Linked DNA regions of Homo sapiens: region 2 is linked to region 1. Evidence: chromatin contacts called from ENCODE Hi-C or POLR2A ChIA-PET data. All regions are on one chromosome and are shown on one strand. The core of a region is the stretch at or near the end of the contact, and the rest is flanking DNA. Distances in the headings are between cores, read along the strand shown.

What was found. A loop is a pair of places that touch in the nucleus more often than their neighbours do. ChIA-PET counts read pairs that join two places held with the same protein, here RNA polymerase II (POLR2A). Pooled maps may share reads with other maps.
Region 2: a loop to region 1 is called in a pooled map, with 2.5 times the contacts of the local background. The contact joins the promoter of MRPL58 here to the enhancer-like site in region 1. A Hi-C loop is called at or near these places in 1 of 168 maps with a recorded cell type or tissue (endothelial cell of hepatic sinusoid) and 2 of 50 pooled maps. POLR2A ChIA-PET finds 5 or more read pairs at or near these places in 12 of 52 experiments (A549, A673, HEK293T and 7 more).

The regions. Positions count from the first base shown.
Region 1 is chr17:74,942,022-74,945,575 of GRCh38, forward strand. OTOP3 (otopetrin 3) reads left to right here. Exons shown (of 7, transcript NM_001272005.2): 3 at 1-16; 4 at 1,265-1,323; 5 at 1,585-1,703. Among named protein-coding and RNA genes, the nearest start is that of OTOP3, 7.9 kb to the left of the region's middle. RefSeq lists an enhancer at 1,407-2,606. Within about 2 kb of position 2,235, at least 3 of the 41 ENCODE cell types and tissues checked have a DNase peak (open chromatin) inside an H3K27ac peak, as active enhancers do.
Region 2 is chr17:75,010,477-75,014,014 of GRCh38, forward strand. It overlaps MRPL58 (mitochondrial ribosomal protein L58), which reads left to right and starts at 2,194. Exons shown (of 6, transcript NM_001545.3): 1 at 2,194-2,396. The coding sequence starts at 2,211. RefSeq lists enhancers at 1,822-1,971, 1,838-2,521, 2,062-2,371, 2,422-2,501, 2,522-3,204 and a silencer at 1,987-2,169.

The sequences.
Region 1 (3,554 bases), core at 985-3,484:
CTTCATCGGCGTCCAGGTGACAGGCTTCTCACGTCCCCACATCACCGAGGACATACCCTATCTACCCATGCCATGCACACACCTCCCACTACCTATGCCTAGGAACAGCCACACAGGCAAATACCTAATGTCCCAGGGTCTTTGCACACACACCACACCCCTCACACAAGTGTCCACGTCCACACATACCCACGGGTTCCTGCATCAACACACACACCGTGTCACCGAATGTAGACACTTAGAAGTCCAGCTGTCTATGCGTATGTAGGCATATCCCTGGATATACACTCCCTACATGTATAAACCTTCTCTTAAGAATACAATCTCGGCAGGGCGCAGTGGCTCACGCCTGTAATCCCAGCACTTTGGGAGGCCGAGGCAGGCAGATCACCTGAGGTCAGGAGTTTGAAACCAGCCTGGCCAACATGGTAAAACCCTGTCTCTACTGAAAATACAAAAATTAGCCGGGTGTGGTGGCGCACGCCTGTAGTCCCAGCTACTCGGGAGGCTGAGGCACAAGAATCGCTTGAACCCAGGAGGCAGAGGTTGCAGTGAGCCAAGATCATGCCACTGAGCTCCAGCCTGGGCGACAGAGTGAGACTCTGTCTCAAAAAAAAAGAATACAATCGGCCAGGCGCGGTGGCTCACACCTGTAATCCCAGCACTTTGGGAGGCCGAGGTGGGTGGATCACAAGGTCAGGGGATCGAGACTAGCTGAGACCATCCTGGCTAACACAGTGAAACCCTGTCTCTACCAAAAATACAAAAACAAAATTAGCTGGGCGTGGTGGCAGGCGCCTGTAGTCCCAGCTACTCAGGAGGCTGAGGCAGGAGAATGGTGTGAACCCGAAAGGCAGATCTTGCAGTGAGCCGAGATTGCGCCACTGCACTCCAGCCTGGGCGACAGAGCGAGACTCCAAAAAACAAAAAAGAAAAGAATACAATCTCCAGCTTCCTCTTAGGTTTCTCTTGTCACCAGGCATTGTGTTGGGTGCTTCGTTCCCGCAGTCTTATTTCCCCCAACAAGAAAGCACTTCCCCAAAGGGTGGGCTTTTTGGTCCCTTTTCCCAGCTGAGGCAACTAAGGCTCAGAGATGGTTTGCCACTGATTCAATACCACACAGCAAGAAGCAGTAGAGCCAAGATTCCGACCCAGTCTTTCTCCCTGTGTCTTTCACTGTAAATACACGCATGCGCCCCAGGAACTCACACTGTGGTCCCACCACCTCCACCAGCCCCTGGGCTCAAGGCCCTGTCTCTTTCAGACCTGGGTGCTCTGGAAACACTGCAAAGACTGTGTTCGGGTCCAGACCAACTTCACTAGGTAAGACTTCTCTCCCTCCCAAACCCTCTGGCCTCTCTGTCCTCCCCACCACTTCCCTGGTCAGGGTGGCCGCGGGGCTATAGGTTAGTCTGGGATGTGTCCTAGGTGGCCCCAGGGCTGCCTCTTGTGTCCTAGTGCCAGTGTGACACTAGGGAGTGAGTGGTTGGGAGTGAGTGGTTGCCCCAACAACAGTGGATGGTGAGGGTTTGGCACCTGGGGAGCCGGCCAGGGTGTGTGAGAAGAGTGTGGCATTTCCCCCAGGTGTGGCCTGATGCTGACCCTGGCCACAAACCTGCTGCTGTGGGTTCTGGCCGTTACCAATGACTCCATGCACCGAGAGATCGAAGCTGAGCTTGGCATCCTCATGGAAAAATCCACAGGTATGGAAAGGAGACCAGGTCTTCCTTGCCCTGAAACACACACACACACACACACACACACACACACACATAAACGCTACACTCTCTAAAACAGGTGAGGCTCAGTAGGTCTATAGAGTTGGGAGCAAACTCTAGAGGCCAGATTAGGAATCAACAGAAAACTGAAGTTTGCCAGTGGTCCCCATCCCACCCCATCAGGTGCTGACGCCCTGCACCCAACTCCAGGTGTCCAGCTAGCCATCAGCAAGCCAGCCACTGATCCTGGCTGAGAGAGCCACTAAGTCCTTCAGGTATGCACCCCGCCCGTGGCATTTGCATTTTACTTGCAAGCAACTCAACAGCCTCCCGGCTGAAAGGAATATCTTCCTAACACAATTTTAGGTGCCTGGCCTCATCAATCAGGTGGGACGGAAGATATCTGGACAGAAAAAAACTCCCAAGATTGTCCCATATGCCTCACCTCCTATCCTAGAGGCTGCATCCCATACCCTACATGGGAACACTGCTCTGTGGGATTGAGCCACACCTGTATGTACATGCCCCACCCCGCCCCGGGTGGCATCACCATCACGCCCTGCAGCCCAGCCCTCCCAGCACATCCACACATTCACATACCCGCTGCATCAGTCACGACACGCCTGTGTACTGTGAGCATTCTATATACTCTGCTTGCATTTCTCAGAAAAGCTGTGCAAAGAGAGAATTTTTGCCAAGTGACATCATGGATTTTGAAATTATAAAATAATTCAGGGCTGGGCACAGTGGCTCACGCCTATAATCCCAGCGCTTTGGGAGGCCGAGGCAGGCAGATCACCTGAGGTCAGGAGTTTGAAACCAGCCTAGCGAACATGGCGAAACCCCGTCTCTACTAAAAATACAAAAATTACCCAGGCATGGTTGTGGGTGCCTGTAATCCCAGCTACTCAGGAGGCTGAGGCATGAGAATCGCTTGAACCCGGGAGGCGGAGGTTGCGGTAAGCCGAGATCGCACCATTGCACTCCAGCCTGTGTGACAAGAGTGAAACTGTCATAAAACAAAATAAAATAAGATTCAAGCATTACAAATGAGTAGAAGAACAAGACATACCCATCATCTAGGCATAATAATTATTAATATTTGGCCATATTTATTTATTTTTAATTTTTGCTGAAGTACTTAAATTACAGAAATCATGACATTATATCTCAAAATATTTCAGCATGCATCTTTTTTTCTTCTTTCTTTCTTTTTTTTTCTTTTTGAGACAGGGTGTCGCTCTGTCACCCAGGCTGGAGTGCAGTGGTGAAATCATAGCTCACTACAGTTTCAAACTTCTGGGCTCAAGCGATCCTCCCACCTCAGCCTCCTGAGTAGCTGGGACTACAGGCACATGCCAGCACACCCAGCTAATTTTTAAAATTTTTGTAAAGATGGAGTCTCACAAAAAAATTTCTGAGCCCAGACTCATCTCAAACTACTGGGTTCAAGTGATCCTCCCTCCTCAGCTTCCCAAAGTGCTGGGATTATAGGCATGAGCCACCATGCCGGACCCAGTGTACATCTCTTTAGAAAGAGATGTATTCCCCCACATGACCACAATGCTATTACAATTGTTAACAAAATCCTTTAGCTTCATTCTGTCCTCTAAATCAATCTATATCCCACTTTCTCCAGTTAGCCCCAGAAATGTCTTTTACAGACGGTTTGTTCAAACATGCAATGCATTTGGTTAAGTCTAAATTGGTGTTTTCCCACTGACCTTGAGACTTGTCAGGTTGCTTCCTCCTGGCAGTGTTTAACTCACATCCCTCTCCCCTACTTTTCCTTGGAACGGGAAGTATAGACAAAATCTTGATTAGATTCAGGTTAGA
Region 2 (3,538 bases), core at 944-3,443, 68 kb after region 1:
AGGAGTTCGAGACCAGCCGGGCCAGCATGGTGAAACCCCGTCTCTACTAAAAATACAAAAATTAGTCGGGCATGGTGGTGCACGCCTGTAGTCCCAGCTACTCGGGAGGCTGAAGCAGGAGAATTACTTGAACCCAGGAGGCAGAGGTTGCAGTGAGCTGAAATCGTGCCATTGCACTCCAGCCTCGGCAACAGAGCGAGAGTCAATCTCAAAAAAAAAAAAAAAAAGGAGGTCTTCTGACCCAGGGCGGTACAGAGAAGAAGAAAGGGGTCCTATGTAGGTCCTATGTAGGACCCCCTACATAGGAATAGTACCCCAACTCATAGGCCCTATAGAAAGGCTTGTGTCTGCAAGCTCCTCAGCTGCCAGAAATGACCTCTTTCCTCTCTTCTCCCATGAATGTCCCCTCCCTGAAGCACCATCTCGGCCTATAGAAAACCAAGGAGGAGAAAGGGAAGACTGGCCTCAGCCTTTAGTGCCCATCTTTTTGGGAGAACAGGTGGCCCCTTTCTGGCCTTTCTCCCAGGGCCCCCATTCTGGATAGTTCACGGCAGCAGCAGGTAAGAGGAGCTTGCCAGCTGCTCCTCTCTCCACCCCAGGGCGGCTTGCCTCATTCTCTCCTCTACCCACCTCCTCTCCCAGAATCCAGGCCACCAGATGGCCCAAGCAGGCTGTGTTTATTTGGGGCCATGGAAACCTGCAGCTTCCTTTTCCTATTGCCTTGGGTCAGGTGCAGAGCTGGAGCCCAGCCTCAGAGCAATGATGTCATGGAAAGGTTCTGACTTTATTACTCATAACCCCTTAGCCCCCGACCTGAGTGAATGCCTGGTTTTGCTCCTCTGAGCAGCTTATTCCAGTTGCCATAGAGATGCGTCTATTCCCTTTGAGGTCTTGGGACTAAGTCAAACAGCGCGGGACCCAGGAGACTCTCCTCCCAACCCGAGATAGAGCCCGAGATATGTCAATTGTCACCCCTTTCTAGTCTGAGCTTATAAAGCCAGTGCTTAGAAAGTGGTTTATTCCTTCTTAAAGATTTGCTGTAGCCATAATGCGGAGATGGTAAAAGCTTGGTGTGATGACAATCTCCTGTTTCAATCAGCCAGCATCCCCGGGGGCACATTTTTCTAGATAATTATGCTTGTTCCTAAAAATAGAACTCTTCATTAAGAAACAATCGCTAGCATTACTAATAATTATGAACATTTATTTAGCTTTGTTTCCATTTACCACATAGCCTCTCAACACAGTAACTTAACTAAGGTTTAGCTGTTTTCAAACACTGCTTGCTCTACTGTGAACCTTTTTCAGAATTGGAACTTGTCTGTAGTTCATCCCTTACCAGCGCTATGAAAGGGTTCTAGTTAGCTGGCAGTTCTCTGAATTCTCTCCCTACCTCCCGAGGGACCCCCTCTCTCCTGGCTGGAAGAAAGCATCATCTTGCTCCATAAAGCTGAAGGGCGGGGGACGATGTTCCAGGTTTTGCAAACATTTCTTTCGGTGGCCTGCCTTCTCCTCCCATCTGGTATTTGTCCTGCAGAGCTGCTGGGTATAAGCCAGTACACACACGTGCTCAGCGGGGAATTTGCTCATAGGCTGCCTTGTAAAAAGAGCCTGGCGTTCCTAAAACTCAGCTCTACCAGAACCCAACTTTCAAAAGTACATTCCTACAGAATTCATTTTATCAGTACTCATGGGGTGCCCACGATGTGCCATGTTCTGGGTGCTGGGGATATACCAGTGAGCCGGTGCCCTCCTGGAGCTCACATTCCGGCTAGGAGACAGCAATTAGACAATTAGGACTGAGTGATTTTTGTAAAGGAAGAGAAAAAAGATAAATTAGAGCAGAGTAAAGGGGCTGGGAAGCGCGGGGCGGGAGATGCCCCAGGCTGGCCGGGCAGGCCTCGCTGCTGTTTGAATTGGGCAGTGGGCGGTCCAGGCGGAGGGCACGGACTCTGAAAGGAGAGAAGTGGTGTTTCTGGGGGCCACAAGATCGGGGCACTCTTCCGGTAGCAGCTCGCTCTCTGGCCACCGTCTTCCCCAGCCAACCAGGCCTCCCGGAGGCGGCCGGCCAGAAAGCATCGGCGGGACCCCAGTTTGCCGCCTCCCCTCGGCGGGACCTAGAAACTGCGCGGAACCAAAGCTCGAGGGCGGCTCGAGTTTGCGGACCGCGGGGAGGAAGCGCCCGCCGGAAGCAGTCGCAAGACCTGAGCATGGCGGCCACCAGGTGCCTGCGCTGGGGCCTGAGCCGAGCCGGAGTCTGGCTGCTCCCACCGCCCGCACGGTGCCCACGCCGGGCGCTGCACAAGCAGAAAGACGGCACTGAGTTCAAGAGCATCTACAGCCTGGACAAGCTCTACCCCGAATCTCAGGGCTCGGACACCGCCTGGAGGGTCCCGGTGAGCCGGGAAGGACTGGACGGAAGGGGCGTTTTGTCAGGCTGCTGGGTGACGTTAGGAACCCCAGGCCCATTGGCCGGATGTGGAGCTACGTCGGGGGGCTACGTGATGGTCGCCGCGGGAGGGGGCTGGCTGTCTGCGCTAACCTGGCCGGGAGTGGGGTGCTCGCTGTAGCGCGAGATGTGCAGGAGCCCGGAAGGCCGGCTGGGTATGCTTCTTTCAAGGCTGCCAGCTTTTCTACGTTCGTGTCCTTGGCCCTCAAGACCAAATTCCAGTCCCAAGGGGAAATACGGGCATTCTGGCCCTCCAAGGCGGACAATAAAGGCAAGAGGCTGCCAAGTTGTTTGCTACCCTTTGGGACGTTACAGTGTCCATTGTCTCTAGTAACCCCAGGACGCGCGAATAAAACAGCTTCTCTGTCGTTCCTTCAGGATGCATTTATTTAGCCAGCTGTGTGCAGGCATTGAATCAAGCCCCGGAGCAAGAGAGATAAGACCCACCCAAACCCATTGAGCTTCCACTTACAGGACTGGAAAAGAATATCCATTCATTTGTTCATTAATTCACTCACTCACTCAACAAAAGCTGTGCTAGGCTAGGGGATGGAGTAGCAAACAAAATTGAAATTCTAAAGCTTGTGGAGCTTATGTTCTAGTGGAGGGAGACAAGCAGTAAGTAAATGACTAATATAGAATGTGTGAGGTAGTACTTTGCAGAAAATAAAGCCAAGAAGGAAGAAGTAGTGCCAGAGGTAGGAAGTAGGGTTGCAATTTTAAGTAGGATTGTCTAGGAACGCTGTCAATGAGGTGGCATTTGAATAACGACCTGGAAGAAGCCAGACAGCAAGTCATGAGAATAGGGGGCGGATGAGCATCCTAGGCAGAGGGAAGAGAAAGTGCAATAACCTGAAGGCAGTAGCAATCCCCAGGTGTGGCTCAGCAGGGGTCAGGAGACAAAGCCAAAGAGAGGGATGGCTGGGGAAAGGCCTGTTACTAGGACTTAATGGCCTCCAGCCTTTCCTCTGAACGCAAGGGAGACCTATTGGAGAGCTTGAAGCAGAATGGAATTATCTTAGTTTTACAAGGATCACTCAGAGAGCCTTACAGAGAACAGATAGAGGATGCCAAGATCAGGGAGACAAG